Regions from separate parts of the Homo sapiens genome. Here region 1 is linked to region 2. The links are chromatin loops, found by intact Hi-C in ENCODE. Cell type or tissue: prostate gland. All regions are shown on one strand. Each heading gives the region's core, and the rest is flanking DNA. Links, peaks and the distances in the headings are about the cores only.

Region 1 (7,842 bases), core at 1,739-6,738, 1.0 Mb after region 2:
CTCATCTCAAAAAAAAAAAAAAAGAGTTAAAAGACATAAATTTCCCTTGTGACCTTGTGATTCAGTTCTGATACAATATAAAAATGATCTCCTACTTTGTTCAGAGAACAAGGAAGCCTGTTAAAAGGATTCCATTTTCTTGCTCTCAGCCTTAGTAGAGAAGGGACATAAAATTTTTAAGGCTAAATTACAATTTTACCAAAACACAATTCATTATTTGAAGTAAACCTCTCTAAGGAGGGATAAATATTCTCTCCTGATAAAGATTATCCGAAGTTATTGTAAATCCCTCACAAAATGACAGATGAGAGGATTTCTAGGTTAACTGGATATTGCAAACAATAGGTGCCAAAGTTTTCTGAAATTGGAGCACCTCTTTATGGATTGACTGTCTTCAGTGAGGGATTCTCTCCTTTGAAAGTCCAAACATAAAGACCTCCTGGAACCTGAAATCAGTTCTTCAACAGCCTCCTTCCCAAAGCACCCCAACTGTAGAAAGCCATTTTGTCTATTTGTGCGAGAGCGATGTAGAGAAGCCCTTGGGCCTTCAACTTCATGGAAACCATGAAAACCCCATTATTTGCTGTAGCCTCACTCTTGACCTGTTTAAAAGGCTTATTTCTATTGGTTTAGGGCATTAGCTGTCACTGCAAAACTTGATGATGCTTCTGCCAAACTAGCTCTAGGCTCATTCCCCGCCTGACCTCATGGTTTCTCATGCAACACAAACATTACTAATTTGGGGTTTTTTTTTGTTTGTTTTTTTGTTTTTTGAGACGGAGTCTCGCTCTGTCACCCAGGCTGGAGTGCAGTGGCGCGATCTCGGCTCACTGCAAGCTCCGCCTCCCGGGTTCACGCCATTCTCCTGCCTCAACCTCCCGAGTAGCTGGGACTACAGGCACCCGCCACCACGCCAGGTTAATTTTTTGTATTTTTAGTAGAGACGGGGTTTCACCGTGTTAGCCAGGATGGTCTCAATCTCTGACCTCGTGATCTGCCAGCCTCGGCCTCCCAAAGTGCTGGGATTACAGGCATGAGCCATGGCGCCCGGACTTTTTTTTTTTTTTTTTTTTTTTTTTTAAAGACAGAGTCTTGTTCTGTCGCCCACGCTGGAGTGCAATGGCATGATTTCGGCTCACTGCAACTTCTGCCTCCTAGGTTCAAGCGATTCTCCTGCCTCAACCTCCCGAGTAGCTGGGATTACAGGCACACACCACCACGCCCTGCTAATTTTTGTAATTTTAGTAGAAACAGGGTTTCACCATGTTGGCCAGGCTGGTCTCAAACTCCTGCCCCCAGGTGATCCACCCATGAAAAAATCTGGTTGAATCTTTACTCTCATAATCTCTGGTGCTCTCAAAATGGCCACTTGCTGGCACCAAATTATTTAAAATGGATATTAGCTAAATTTCTCCATGAAATTACTCATTATAATATAGACAAATTGGTCACTATCTTAAATCCACATCCGTGGGAAAACTAAAAAGACAGCTGAGCGGTGGGGCATGGTGGCTCATACCTGTAATCCCAGCACTTTAAGAGGCTGAGGCAGGAGGATTGCTTGAGGTTATGAGTTTGAGACCAGCCTAGGCAATCTTGTAAGACCCTATCTGTACAAAAAATTTAAAAAATTAGCTGTGCATTGTGGCGCGTTCTTGTAGTCCTAGCTACTTGGGAGGCTAAGGCAGGAGGATAGCTTGAGCCTAAGAGTTCAAGGCTATAGTGAGCCATGACTGCACTCCAGCCTGGGTGACAGAGTGAAAAGCCCTGTCTCTAAAAAAACAAAAACCAAAAAGGACAGCTGAGGATATTTTCAGGTTATGTGTCGCCTGTCAACAACATAATCCTGGAAAAATTCTAATGTCATCTTTTGTTCCTCTATAGATAATGTGCCTTTTTCCTCTGGATGCTTTTAAGATTTTTTTCTGTATCACTGGTTTTGAACAATTTAATTATGATGTTCCTCAGTATTTTTTTTTTTCACATTTCTTGTGCTTAAGGTTTGTGTAACATCTTAGATTTTAGATCTTGATTTTTTCTAGTGTTCATCAAATTTTCTTCAAAAATGTTTTAGTTGTTTCAGACAGGAGAGTAGCCTAGTCCCTAGTACTTTATTCTGACTGGAAGTGAAAGTCTCATGAATGTAGTTTTGAAAATCATAGTTCCTTAGACACAGTAAGGAAACCAATGGCCTCAGCCTCTCCCACTTCTGCTTGCCAGGAGCCTCTTGTCTCTCGGGCTTTTTCTTCTGGCACGTGTTTCTGTATTTCTAAACAGCATGCTTATTTTCTCCTTTCTCCCTCCCACCCCCTCTCATTTTAGATATTGTCTTAGTCAATTTGGGCTGCTGTAACAAAATACCATGGACTGGGTGGCTTTTAAACAACAAAAATTTATTGCACACAATTTTGGTGGCTGGGAAGTCCAAGGTGCTGAGAGATTTGGTATCTGGAGAGGGCCCTCATAGATGGTGCCTTCTCACTGGGTCCTCGCATGGTAGCGGGGGTGTATATGCTCCCTTGGACCTCTTTCATAAGGGCACTAATCTCACTTATGAGGGTACATCATCATGACCTAATCACCTTCCAATGGCCCTATCTCCTAATACCAGCACCTTTAGGGTTAGGATTTGCACAATGAACTTTAGGGAGTTGCAAACATTCAGACCATAAAAGATACTGTTTATTTCTGGAAGATGACTGTATAGCACTCTCTCTCTCTCTCTCTTTTAAATCTTTGGAGACAGGGTCTCCCTCTGTTGCCCAGGCTGGAGTGCAGTGGTATGATCTTGGCTCACTGCAGCCTCAATCCACTGGGCTCAGGAGATCCTCCTACCTCAGCTTCCCAAGTAGGTAGGACTACAGGTGCATGCCACCATGCTTGGTGTTTTGGTTTTTGAAGAGATAAGAACTCGTTATCCCATTATGTTGCCCAGGCTGGTCTTAAGCTCCTGGCCTCAAGCAATCCTCCCACCTTGGCCTCCCAAAATGGGGGAATTACAGGTGTGAGCCGCTGTGCCTGGCCTGAGTATAGCTAACAGTTTTTTTTTTTTTTTTTTTTTTTTTGAGATGGAGTCTCACTCTGTCACCCAGGCTGGAGTGCAGTGGCATGATCTCAGCTCACTGCAATCTCCAGCTCCTGGGCTCAAGTGATTCTTGTGCCTCAGCCTCCTGAGTAGCTGAGACTACAGCCGCATGCCACCTTGCCTGGCTAATTTTTGTATTTTTCGTAGAGATGGGATTTCACTGTGTTGGCCAGGCTGGTCTTGAACTCCTAACCTCAGGTGATCCGCCCACCTTGTCTTCCCAAAGTGCTGGGATTACAAGCATGAGCCACTGTGCCTGGCCAACACTTCTTATCCTATGCCTTCCTTCTCCACATCCTGCCAATACAACTATATCTTATATCATCATTTTTTATCAGAACAATATTCGGAGTTTATATTATCATGACTAGGACTTTATTTACAACGGTGCCAAATAATGCCTTATGGTTATCTTTTATTTACTATACTACTTTTTATTTTAACTTAGCATTATTGTCTTATATTTGTATTTGTCTGTCTTCCTAAGTGCCTATGACCAATTCATCCCCTACTCTCCACCCTCTCAGTTTACTAAGTGATCTGTCAATTGCATGGTCTTAGGCTCTGTCCACCGAAGCCTGCTGCTCTGTTGTGCAGTTTTGCCTGTGATCTGTAGGCCTGCTCTGCAGCTGTTATTCCCAGACCTCCCTTCACAAACATCCAGGGGATTTTTAAACTTCCTTTCCTTGTTGAATCTCTTGTTTCCTGCATCCACTTTTTTGAGGGAAGAAATGCAGGGGGCAGGGCAAAGACAGTGTCCAGAGAGCATGAAATCTGAAATCTCAGTTCACAGTGCCAACTCTTACGACACAGGGTTCTGTAATCATGCATGAGTCACTGTTTTTCTTCCTACTTCAGAGAACTTCAAATTTTGCCAGCAATGCCCAGCATCCATTACTGCAGGCATTCTATTTTGGTGTCATCAACTTCCCTGCTCAAGTTTTCAGTGCACTTGGCATTCCTTCTGCGTACATGTTGAGGTTTAAATTTCTGGATTTCGGCCGGGCGTGGTGGCTCACGCCTGTAATCCCAGCAATTTGGGAGGCTGAAGCGGGTGGATCACCTGAGGTCAGGAGTTCGAGACCAGCCTGGCTAACATGGCGAAACCCTGTCTCTACTAAAAATACAAAAATTAGCTGGGCATGGTGGCTTGTGCCTGTAGTCCCAGCTACTCAGAAGGCTGAGGAAGGAGAATCACTTGAACCCAGGAGGCAGAGGTTGCAGTGAGCTGAGATCACACCACTGCACTACAGCCTGGGCAATAGAGCGAGGCTCTGTCTCAAAAAAATCAAAATAAATAAATAAATAAATTTCTGGATTTTAAAAAACTCACTATTGTTTTTCAATAATCTATGAGGGGTGAAGGAGGTACAGACATCTTTCTTGGGATTCTTAAGTTAGAATCTCCTGTTATTCTTCTAATTAGAAAAAGGATTAATGATGTTAAAAAAGACAAATCTTATTGTTAATGGCTCTGCAAACCAACAACACAAAAATATTTAGAGAAAAGTGCTGAAGGAAATGCATTAGAATGCTAAATCTTTAAATGGTGAATCTATAAGTGTTCTTTTTCTTTAATTCTGCCTTTGGTTTTTCTTTCTTTGACACATTGAGCACATATTACTTTTACTGCTGGGAAAAATGTAAGTTGAAATAAAAACAACATAGAAAACACTGAATCTGCTTTTAGAAAATGACTACCATGATATGTGTGTGTATGCGTGCGCACATGTGCATACGCATGGGTGTTTTAGCGGAATCTAATCTAATCTGTGTGTCTCTCAGAGTTGGGAGGTAGAGCCTTAGGGCTTTAACTAGAGATGAAAAGACATACATGGAACAATGGATGGAGTCCTGCAGGGAACCATTGTCTGCCTGAGCAGAAAGCTTGTACTTGTATAACAGTGCCTGGGAAAAAAAATGAAAACTCATTTCATTTTGGGATAATTTTATTGTAAAGTATACCACACATACAACAGAGAATAAAACTTTATTACATAGTTAAAAAAATATTAAAATAAACACACATGTATTCACTCCAGATTAAGAAATACATTTCTAGAAGCTAAGAAGCTTCCTGTATATTTCTCCCCTATTTCTCTGTCTCCCTAATTCCACCCTCTTCCTCCCCAAACAGAGGTAGCCACTATTTTGAATGTTCTATTATTTCCTTACTTTTCTTTATGATATTACTACCTATATATGTCTCCCTAAATAACACATTATTTAGTTTTACCTGTTTTTGAACTTCATATAAATGGAATCATAATAGATGTATTCTGTGGTTTGTGTATTTTTTACAACATTATATTCTTAGAGTTCATTCAAAATAGTGCATGTAGGCTGGGCGCGGTGGCTTACGCCTGTAATGCCAGTATATTGGGAGGCCAAGGCGGGCAGATCACCGGAGGTCAGGAGTTCAAGACCAGCCTGGCAAACATGGTGAAACCCTGTCTCTACTAAAAATACAAAAATTAGCCGGGAATGGTGGCAGGCACCTGTAGTCCCAGATCCTCGGGAGGCTGAGGCAGGAGAATCGCTTGAACCTGGGAGGCAGAGTTTACACTGAGCCGAGATCACACCACTGCACTCCAGCCTGGGCAACAAGAAGTAGACTCCATCTCAAAAAACAAAACAAAATAGTGCATGTAATAGTGAAAGTGGATGTCATTTTCCATATTGAGAATGACTTTATTACTGTGTATTTCCAATTTTTTGCTATTTTGAACAGCAATCCTTTGAAAATTCTTGTTCATCTCTCCAGGATATCTGCTTTTTTTTTTCTGTTTTAATCTCACAAAACACTACCAGTTTGGTTCTTTTACACCTGTTTCAGAGTATATGCAAGTAGGTTAAAACAATTTTCCTAAAGACACAAAGCTGGCAAATACTGGGAGTTTGAACTCAGGGTTTCCTCATTCCACAGCCCAAGTGATTTACTATTACACGATGCCACCTTCCTTTTAGTGATTGCCTTGTGGCACAGCTGCATGAAATTGTGGATACTGAGGTCAATCAGGTCATAAAAAGCCTCTTTTGATCTGATTTCATGCTTATCAAGCAGCCTTCTGAAATCTGGCTTCACATACTCTACACCAGGGGTCCCCCTGGCCCTGGACCAGTACCTGACTGTGGCCTGTTAGGAACCAGGCTGAACAGCAGGAGGTGAGTGTAAGTGAGCATTACCGCCTGAGCTTTGCCTCCTGTCGTATCAGCGGTGGCATTAGATTCTCATAGGAACATGAACCCTATTGTGAACTGTGCATGTGAGGGATCTAGGCTGCGCACTCCTTATGAGAATCTAACTAATGCCTGGTGATCTGAGGTAGAACAGTGCCATCCTGAAACCATCTCCTCACCAACCCCCAACCCCCATCCGTGAAAAAATTGTCTTCCAAGAAACTGATCCTGGGGACCACTGCTCTAAATCTACAGGAAGGAATGAGATGCTTTGAAATAAACACCTGAGCTCCCCCATATTTACATTTCCCACTGAACAGTAATCAAGTATCACTGTGACTCAGCTATTTCTGTTTTGAGTTTGGGGTACGAAATCACCTTCCCTCAGAAGGGAACTTTGGGGTCCTAAAAAGATTAATTTTATGGTCCTGACATGTCGAAGACTAGGTCTTAGATACAATTAATTTCACCAAGGACCTGCCATTCCAGTGGCAATTCTTGGCAGCCGGACAGGTGGCTTTTCCTGGCAACACCCCAACAAAAACTTGAGCTCTTTTGCCAATGTTTACATTGTGTACTCATGATTTATTATCTACTGGATCTCAGATCCTTTGTTCCCGCTGGAGTAAAGCAATTTTTTTTTTTTTGCACTAGTGCTTGATGTCTTGTGGAGTTACTATGGAGCAAGCTGAATAACTGCAGCCTGGTGCTGAGATGTTGGGCTCAGTCTTGCCTATGCCCCTTGTCACTGAAAATGCCCCTGCTCACAGAAACACAGCTAGGATGTATATATATGATTTTTTTTTGACAAGATGGAAACCGTTTGGATTAGGGGAAGCTGACGTCGTTGCTATGTATCTGTTCCATAGCAACAATGACAGGTTGCCAACTCAATCAGATGTGTCCCCTCCCAATATTAGGCTACAAAATAATCTGAAAATTGCCCAAGTCTCAGGGAGAGGAGAAAGACAAAGAATCAAGAAAAACAATAAATATTAGCACACCCCAGAGATACTTCTGACCACGAAAGCTTTCTCATTGCTTTCCAGCTCCAGTCCACAAATATCAATGTAAAATTTTCTATTTTCTGCAGGTGACCTGCGAGACTCTGCCACTTTGAGAACTTGGCAGATAGTTACTAAATACACAGCATAAATATAACCTGTTGGTCATTTCTGTGGTGGTGGTGTGCTTCCAGCAGACTCAGCTCCTCAACTCACCTTACAAGCTTAATTCATGTATAAATCTGACCTCAAGCTATGTGGGAATTTCATTCATCCATTTTCACACTGCTGTTAAAGACATACCTGAGACTAATTTATAAAGAAAAAGAGGTTTAATGGACTCACAGTTCCACATGGCTGGGGAGTCCTGACAATCACGGTGGACGGTGAAAGGCACGTCTTACATGGAGGCAGGCAAGATAGAAATGAAAGCCAAGTGAAAGGGGAAACCCTTTATGAAACCATCAGACCTCGTGAGACTTATTCACTACCATGAGAACAAAATGGGGGAAACTGCCCCCCATGACTCAATTATCTCCCACCGGCTTCCTCCTACAACATGTGGGAATTATG
Region 2 (7,842 bases), core at 1,462-6,461:
GAAGGCAAGGTGGCCAGGTCACAGGCTGTCACTTATTAAAACTGTGTCATAGAAAGACCATACAAATGGAAGTCAGATTCTAATTTCTATTCAGTTTTCACCTGGTTGCATGGCCTTGGGCATGTCATTTTGTCTCCCCAGACCTCAGTTTTCTCATCTGCAAAAGGTTAGGGGTCTTCTATTAGCTGAGAGGACTATTAGGAGAATTAAAAGTGAGCTTCGTCTAGGCAGAAATCATGTCTGTTCACGTAGAAGTTATGTATATCCAGTATCTGCCCCATGGTAGGTTCCTTTTTTTTGTTGTTGGAGTTTTGCTCTTGTTGCCCAGGTTGGAGTGCAATGGTGCAATCTTGGCTCACTGCAACCTCAGCCTGCTGGGTTCAAGCAATTCTCCTGCCTCAGCCTCCCGAGTAGCTGGGATTAAGGCACGTGCCACCACACCCGGCTAATTTTTGTATTTTCAGTAGAGATGGGGGTTTCACCATATTGGCCGGGCTGGTCTCGAACTCCTGACCTCAGGTGATCGGCCCATCTCAGCCTCCCAAAGTGCTGGGATTACAGGTGTGAGCCACTGTGCCTGGCCAGATGCTAATTATTTTAATAAATTAATATATATAAGGGTCCAGCAGAAATCTCCTGCATATGTAAGTTCTTGAACCTGGCAGGTCTGATGAGAACTGCCCCTCCCTCTACTCAGCACCAGAACTTTTCTGTGGTGAGGATGAATCAACCACAGGGCAACAATGGGGGAAGGTAATTGAAAAGCTCAGTGGTTCTCTGTGGATCCTGAGGACTTGGAAGGTGGCAGAGGGATGGATCCCAGTTCCTAGGTCCAGCAAGGCACCTGGGTGTAGGGCCAGCCCTCCGCTTCTCTAAGCTTTAGCATTGTCAGTTTGTCTGAGTGGGGAAAACAGAAATATTCTCAGCTAAAACTCTGACCATGGAGCAGCAAGAAACACTGGCTAGCAAAAGGGAAAGGTCAAATAGCTTATTATTTTCCTCTTGAAATCCGCCCAAGGCCTGGTATAAAGGGAAAAGCCACAGGAAAGCGTGTGGACTTTCCCAGTCACAATTACTAACAGCTGCTCCTGCATTCTGTAGCATCTGTGATATTGTAAGAGGCCCCTTTGTTCTCTAGAAAACCAGACACATTCCTTCCTCCTGAGCCCCAGCCACCCACGAGAGTGGGTCAAGTTGGGTGCATTTTGCAAGCTGCTTTGGAGCAGATAAGATAATTTCTTTCTTTGAAATTTCTCCTATGTCCATTCAACAGAGCATTAATAAGCACCTTCTTGAGCCAGGCATTATCTCTGCAGTAGACATCCAGGAGTCCACGGAAAAATCAGAGAGACAAGCAGGACCCAGACAATCAGTGAAATGTGAGTGCAATAGAGTAGAACCCTTGTGTGGGGTAAACGTCAATGTTGCAGAAATATAAAAGAAGGGTATATTAGTCAGAGTTCTCCAGAGAAACAGAACTAATAGATTACACATAGAAATACAGAAAGATGTGGCCAGGTGCCGTGGCTCATGCCTGTAATCTCAGCACTTTGGGAGGTCGAGGCGGGCAGATTACCTGAGGTCAGGAGTTTGAGACCACTCTGTCCAACACGGTGAAACCCTGTCCCTACTAAAAATACAAAATTAGCCAGGTGTGGTGGCACAGGCCTGTAATCCCAGCTACTTGTGAGGCTGAGGCACGGGAATCCCTTGAACCCAGGAGGCAGAGTTTGCAGTGAGCCAAGATTACACCACTGCACGCCAGCCTGGGCGATAGAGTGAGACTCTGTCAAGAAAAAAAAACAAAAAAAAAAAAGAAAGAAGAAAGAAAGAAAGAAAGAAGGAAAGAAAGAAAAAAGAAAGAAAGAAAGAAAGAAAGAAAGAAAGAAAGAAAGAAAGAAAGAAAGAAAGAAAGAAAGAGAGAAAGAAGGAAGGAAAGAAAGAAAAAGAAAAAGAAAGAAAAGAAAGAAAGAAAGAAAGAAAGAGAAAGAAAAGAAAAGAAAAGAAAAACAGAAGGATTTATTATGATGGGTTGGCTCATGTGATCATGGAAGTTAAAAAGTCCCACAATTTGCCATCTGCAAGCTGGAGGCCCAAGAAAACTAGTGATGTAGTTTCAGTCTAAGCCCAAAGGTCTGAACACTAGTGAAGCCAATGGTGTAAGTCTCAGTCCAAGTCTGAAGGTATGAGAACCAGGAGCACCAGTGTTCAAGGGCAGAGGAAGATGAATGTCCCGGTTCCAGAAAAGAGAGAGTGAACTTGCCCTTTACTCTGTCTTTTTGTTCTTTTGAGCCCTCAATGGATTAGATGATACCCTCACACATTGGTGAGAGTGATCTTCTTTACTGTCTGACAATTCAAATTGTCTTCTCTTCTGGGACCATCCACACAGACATTCCCAGAACTACTGTCTTACTAGCAATCTGGACATTCCTTAGCCCAGTCCAATTGACATACACAATCATTAACAAAAGCATCTTTTCCAGCCATGGTTTGCAGGGGGAAGGCCTTCTGACCAGGGTTTTGTGGGATAAGTAGACATTGGTCTGGTAAAGAAGATAACCGTGCAAAGATCCAGAAGTATGCCTTTGGTGGGTGGAGGGGAATAAAACTCTCTGCAACCAGTTTGGCCTTTCTGGAGGCAGGGTCCCTCAGGGGAGAGAAGAGAGGTGAGGCTGGAGAGGGAGGCAGTGGCCAAGCCACAGCCAAGTTCTGGACGGGCATGCTGAGGGCACAGGGGAGCCAACAAAGGGTTCTCAGCAGGGAAATGGCACAATTGGCTTCACATTTCAGTCTTTTGGTAGCAGGGTGGAGGATAGATTAGAGGTGTGAGATTGTAGGCAAAGAACCAAGCCAGGAACCTTGTGGTATCCAGGAAAACAGTTTTAAGAACGCAAAGATTAGGAGGGCAACGAGGGACTGTACTTGGAGTGTAGGGTAGATGAAAGAATCTAGGAGTCTTGTCATTTCTATTCAGTCTCCTGAACCAAAATTCAACTCCTGAAGTCATAAACCATGTTTCATCAATCCTGGTATCCCAAGTATCTAGCATAATGTCTTGCACAGAAGAGACCCAATTTTGTTAAAGGATGGGTGGATGAATGAATGAGTGAATGAATGAATAATGAATCTTTCTCTAAGACATCACTAATGTCTAATCAATGTTGGTTATTATTATTATTATTATTATTATTATTACCCTAGCTTCCCTGTAGGGAAAGTGGAGGCCCTGAAGAAGTCAGAGTCACAGAAAACTTTACTCTGCTCAGACTAGAAATTCCCCTCCTTTGCTCAGAGAGGGCCAGCTGGAGTCAGCGGGGAGGAAGAGCTCTGGGCAGGAAACAGAGTCCTTCCTGGCTGCTGTCCTGGCCTTGGCTTTCTGCCTGTAGGGCTTTCCGGGCCACAGCTGGAACTTTCCCGTTGTGCTGGGGACCTAGACATGGGAGGCAAGGCAGGGTAGTAGAAGATACCCTGAATTTGTGGTCCAGTTCAGCCACTTAATTGCTTATGGCCTGAACCTCAATTTCCTCTTCTGAAAAATGAAATCGACTTCATAAAATTGCTGTAAGGATCTAAAGAGGCAAGGCTATTGAAGATGCTTATTACAGATACATTTAACTAGTATGAGTTTGTGTGTGACAGCAGTATAGCAAAAATGCCCCAGATTTGGAGACTTGATTCTATTATCTTCCATCTATGTGGCCCTGGTCAAAGTGTTTAACTTCTCTGAACCTTATTTCTCAATTCTCAAAAGGGAAAATAAAGTGCCTGTTACGGCAGGCTGTTGTAAAGACCAGAAATCAGAGATTATAGACAAATAAGCTTGATCAACTGTAAAATGCAGCTTATCTCTAAATCATTATAATTGTAGTTATAATAATCATAATAGAAAAGGCAACTTGATGATTGTTTTTCTTTGGAAGCAGATTATTTGGTCGGCTTAGAGAGTTTTGTGAGCAGAGACAGGTGTCCTGGGAGCTTTGAGACTGGCATGTGAATGGCCATCAGTTAACACGTTCATGCTTCAGTTTCCCTTATCAATGCTTCAGGTGGCTGAAATCATGTCTTTTAAGAGCTCTGCACATCCTGTGACCAGCATGTGACCCAGAAGTATGTGACCAGACAATTTCTTTAAGGGTAAAGTGTATAAAATAAGAGTGACTGCCAGAGATTTATCCAGCATCTATGCTTGGGGATTTTGCAAATCATTTAGCAAGGACCCCTGATGCTCCAAGCAGCTTGTGGCAGAGGAAAGGCTTCTTCTCAGAAAAGGAATTAGACACCAAGTTCCAGCCCAATCCCTGGTCACTAATTTGTTTTGTGACCTTGGGCAAGTCACTGCTTTCTCTGTGTTTTAGGATCATCAATTTGCAAAACGAGGTTTGGATGCCAATGCCATGCAATGTTCATATCAGCCAACCCTCCCCAAGATGGCTGCACCCTCTGTTGGCAGGGTGGTATCTTAACTTATAGGATGTTAGTTACCCTGAGTTCTAGTCAGCTTGGAGAAAAGGCCACAAACAAAGGGTGAGGGGTCTGGAGTCATAGTAACCTCTGGATTTTCCCGAGAGTCTAGCTAAGGACCCAGCATCCAGCAAGATAGGAGACCAGTTTGTTTTGCAGAAAATGGAAGGAGAGGGACAAAGGCTTTTCCAGCTTTCTTTTTCCTAGAAGTCCTAGAAACTAATATCACCCTGGAAAAAATCTCTGTCATCCCTCAAAATGGGATATCTGATGTAATCGAAACTGCCAGCTTGGCTGATGACAAATTCCAAGGGGATGAAAATGAAATGAGAGAAAGACAAATGGGGAACTAGAAAAAAAAATAACTGTCAGAGAAAATAAGCAGCGGAAGCTGATGACCAAAAAGGGGAACCAAAGTCTTAATGTTTGGCCTGGAGTAGTGAAGACAGAAGAATTACATTACAAAACACATTCGAGAAATGGAAATGAGGAGGATGCGGTTTAGGCCAAGATGTGAGGGCAGACCCTATTGTGGGCCACACCAGGATTCCAGTCTGGGTGTCTAGACCCAACTTCTCACCAAGATGCCTGGCAAAGCAGTAGTTAAGAGTCCAAACCATGCTGGGCACAGACACAGAAGACCTGTTTCCCAGTCCTTGCCCTGTCATATTCTCGCACTACCACTTTGGGCAGGTCATTTGACCTCTCTGTGTAATGGCACGATAGTCTCTGTCTTGCTGTCTTACAAGGTTGTCGTGGGTATGCAGTGAAGTGACACTAAACACTGTGCCCTGAACACAATGCCTCATGTTCCATTCAATGGGAGAATTCCAAGAACTGAGATATTTCCTTCCTTTGCAGCTGTCTAGGAAGTGAAAAAGTAACGGAAATTATAAAGAAATTCAGAGATTTTTATTTCTCCTCTGCATATGAGGGCCTGAGACAGCCAGCCACTCAGCCACTGTCATACAGTGTTTCAGGCAAAGTGAGTCTGTGCCCAGTGTGGTTCAAACCCAGTCAAACCACAGTAGCCATTTTCAGATTTTAACCTTTTTCTTTAGCTAATATCTAACTATCCCCAACCTCTCAACTTATTCATTCAGCAAAAATGTGCCTGATATAGAGCTCATGACCAGCACAGACTAGGCACTTAATTACTGTTTATTAAATTAATGAATAAATAGGCAAATGAATGAATAAGTAAATGCCAGGCCCTGTCCTAGGTGCTAAGATAGATTCAAAGAAGAATAGGTAGATTCTACCATATATTTGACAAAGAAAACATACCCAGAAACCTTCAAAATACAGGGTGCAATCAAAGGCTGTCATAAAGGAATGCAAAGGTTTATGTGTCCAAACGAGTCTGGAAAGACTTCCTGGAAAAGGCTTGGCTGCCTTTTCCAGGCAAGAGAAACAATGCCTGCAAGGGCACGTTCTGGGAAAGATGAGAAAATTGGTTATTACTGCAGCACAGGGTATTTGAAAGAAGCGACTGATGAGACCTGACCTGAAAGGTGCTGTGGGCCAACATTTAGGAATGAACAGGAAGAGAAACCAGTGAAGATAGCATAGATAGAGAAGAGGCCAAGTCAGGCCTTCCGATGGCCACACTGAGGAGTTGGGTTCTAGTGCATAGACATGGAGAGTGGTAATTTCTGGGTATGAAGTCATTTAAGCAGATCAGACGGGTGGTTTGGGATAGATATATTTGCTATTAGGACTAAAGTTGGTCTGAAGCGTAGTGCTTCTCTTGGCAAAAAATGATGTGAAACTGTTTAAATAGAACTCAGAGTGAGGCAGAGTCTTTGGGGATGAAAAAAAGGAAATGAATGCTGAGATGCTTCAAGAGTGGAATGCACAGGTCTCAGGGACCAATTAGATGGGAAAGGAGATGGGGAGGAAATCAAAAGATGGATACCTGCTTTCGACCTTGACTATCTGGGTGGGTAGGGGTAGCAGATCTGGGAGTGGTGTAATGAGACCAGGAACTGCAGAGGACTTATTTGCCTTCCTGGCACTCAGCATGATGCCTGGCAACGTAGTGATGATGGCATCAAAAGATGGTTTGGGGAGCTTTAAGACCCCTCTCCTCAAAAATTCATCTTAGATTCTGCCCCTCCAAAGCCACCCCAAATGAATACACAAAGAAGGGAAATAAGTGTACCTCCTACACAAATGCAACCTCTACGCCAGTCCTCTATTACTTCTTCCAACCAAATTGATTTCTCAAGGCCCTCTTAAATAGGGATTTTGTATCTGCCATAGAGGTTTATTACATCTTGGTTGAAAAATAATAAAAGAAAAGAAAGAAGAAAGACAGGGAGAAAAAGGAGAACTGCAAAGAGGGAAGGATGAACTCATTGAAGTTGAGTGACATCCAAGTGTAAATGTTCAGTGGGCATATTGAAACACACATCTAGAACTCATCTAAGAACCATTTACTGAATTATGAGAGCTGAAATATGTGAGTTATAGGAAAAAGACTCTACACTCAACTACAATAGGGGCCAGGCAAATAAGTGAGTGAAATAGACCAACAATATGAAAACAGAGAAATTGTGGGTGAGGGAAGGGGAATTTCTGGTGACCTGTGAACATATGATTTACCTAGAGGGATGGCTGTCCCTCTGCTCTCATGGATTGTTGCCATCTAGGAATGTGACTTCAAATTGCCAAATCTGATTCCATCCAGGCAAACCAGAAATTCAGATTTTAAAATGAGAAATCTGCCCATTTGAAGTATTGGCAATTAGTTGTATTTGTTTTAAAAACTGTACTGGCCAAACAGGACATGCCTGCAGGCTGGAACCAGGTAGAGGCCACCAGTTGGCAAACTCTCACGAAGAGTGAGAATGAAAGTATGAATCTTGGCTGGAAGTGGTGGCTCCCACCTGTAATCCTAGCACTTTGGGAGGCTGAGGCAGCTGGATCATCTGAGGTCAGGAGTTCCAGACCAGCCTGGCCAACATGGTGAAACCCTGCCTCTACTAAAAATACAAACATTAGCTGGGTGTGGCGGCACGTGCCTGTAATCCCAGCTACTCGGGAGGCTGAGGTAGGAGAATCACTTGAACCTGGGAGGCAGAGGTTGCAGTGAGCCAAGACTGTGCCATTACACTCCAGCCTGGGCAACAAGAGCAAGCCTTTATCTCAAAACGAAAACAAAAACAAACAGAAAGTATGAATCCTTAGAGAAGACCAGCATTTAGGAATAAACAGGAAGAGAAACCAGAGAAAGTAGCATAGAAAGAAGAGGCAGAAAGTAATTTGAGGAGAAAGCAGAGCACAGACATAGAAGGGGGAGAAACAGTGGTAACTTGGCAGTGTTTTCAAGTTGGATCTGAGCTACGAAGAATCCTTCATATTAGGTAATGAGGA

What was found. Peaks named below come from ENCODE experiments on the same cell type or tissue, not always from the same donor. Only the 100,000 strongest peaks of a DNase experiment are listed, where the experiment ranks them.
Region 1: it touches region 2 in a loop (5-fold over the local background); 4 of 110 quality-filtered maps call a loop at or near these places.

The regions. Positions count from the first base shown.
Region 1 is chr17:35,250,651-35,258,492 of GRCh38, forward strand. All of the region lies in intron 1 of SLFN5 (schlafen family member 5), which reads left to right. Among named protein-coding and RNA genes, the nearest start is that of SLFN5, 12 kb to the left of the region's middle. RefSeq lists an enhancer at 6,063-7,262. In prostate gland, for the core only: no CTCF peak of the experiment used is centred there; a DNase peak (open chromatin) is centred at 3,901; H3K27ac peaks cover 2,323 bases.
Region 2 is chr17:34,237,880-34,245,721 of GRCh38, forward strand. No RefSeq gene overlaps it. Among named protein-coding and RNA genes, the nearest start is that of CCL2, 13 kb to the right of the region's middle. In prostate gland, for the core only: no CTCF peak of the experiment used is centred there; DNase peaks (open chromatin) are centred at 3,385 and 5,883; H3K27ac peaks cover 1,035 bases.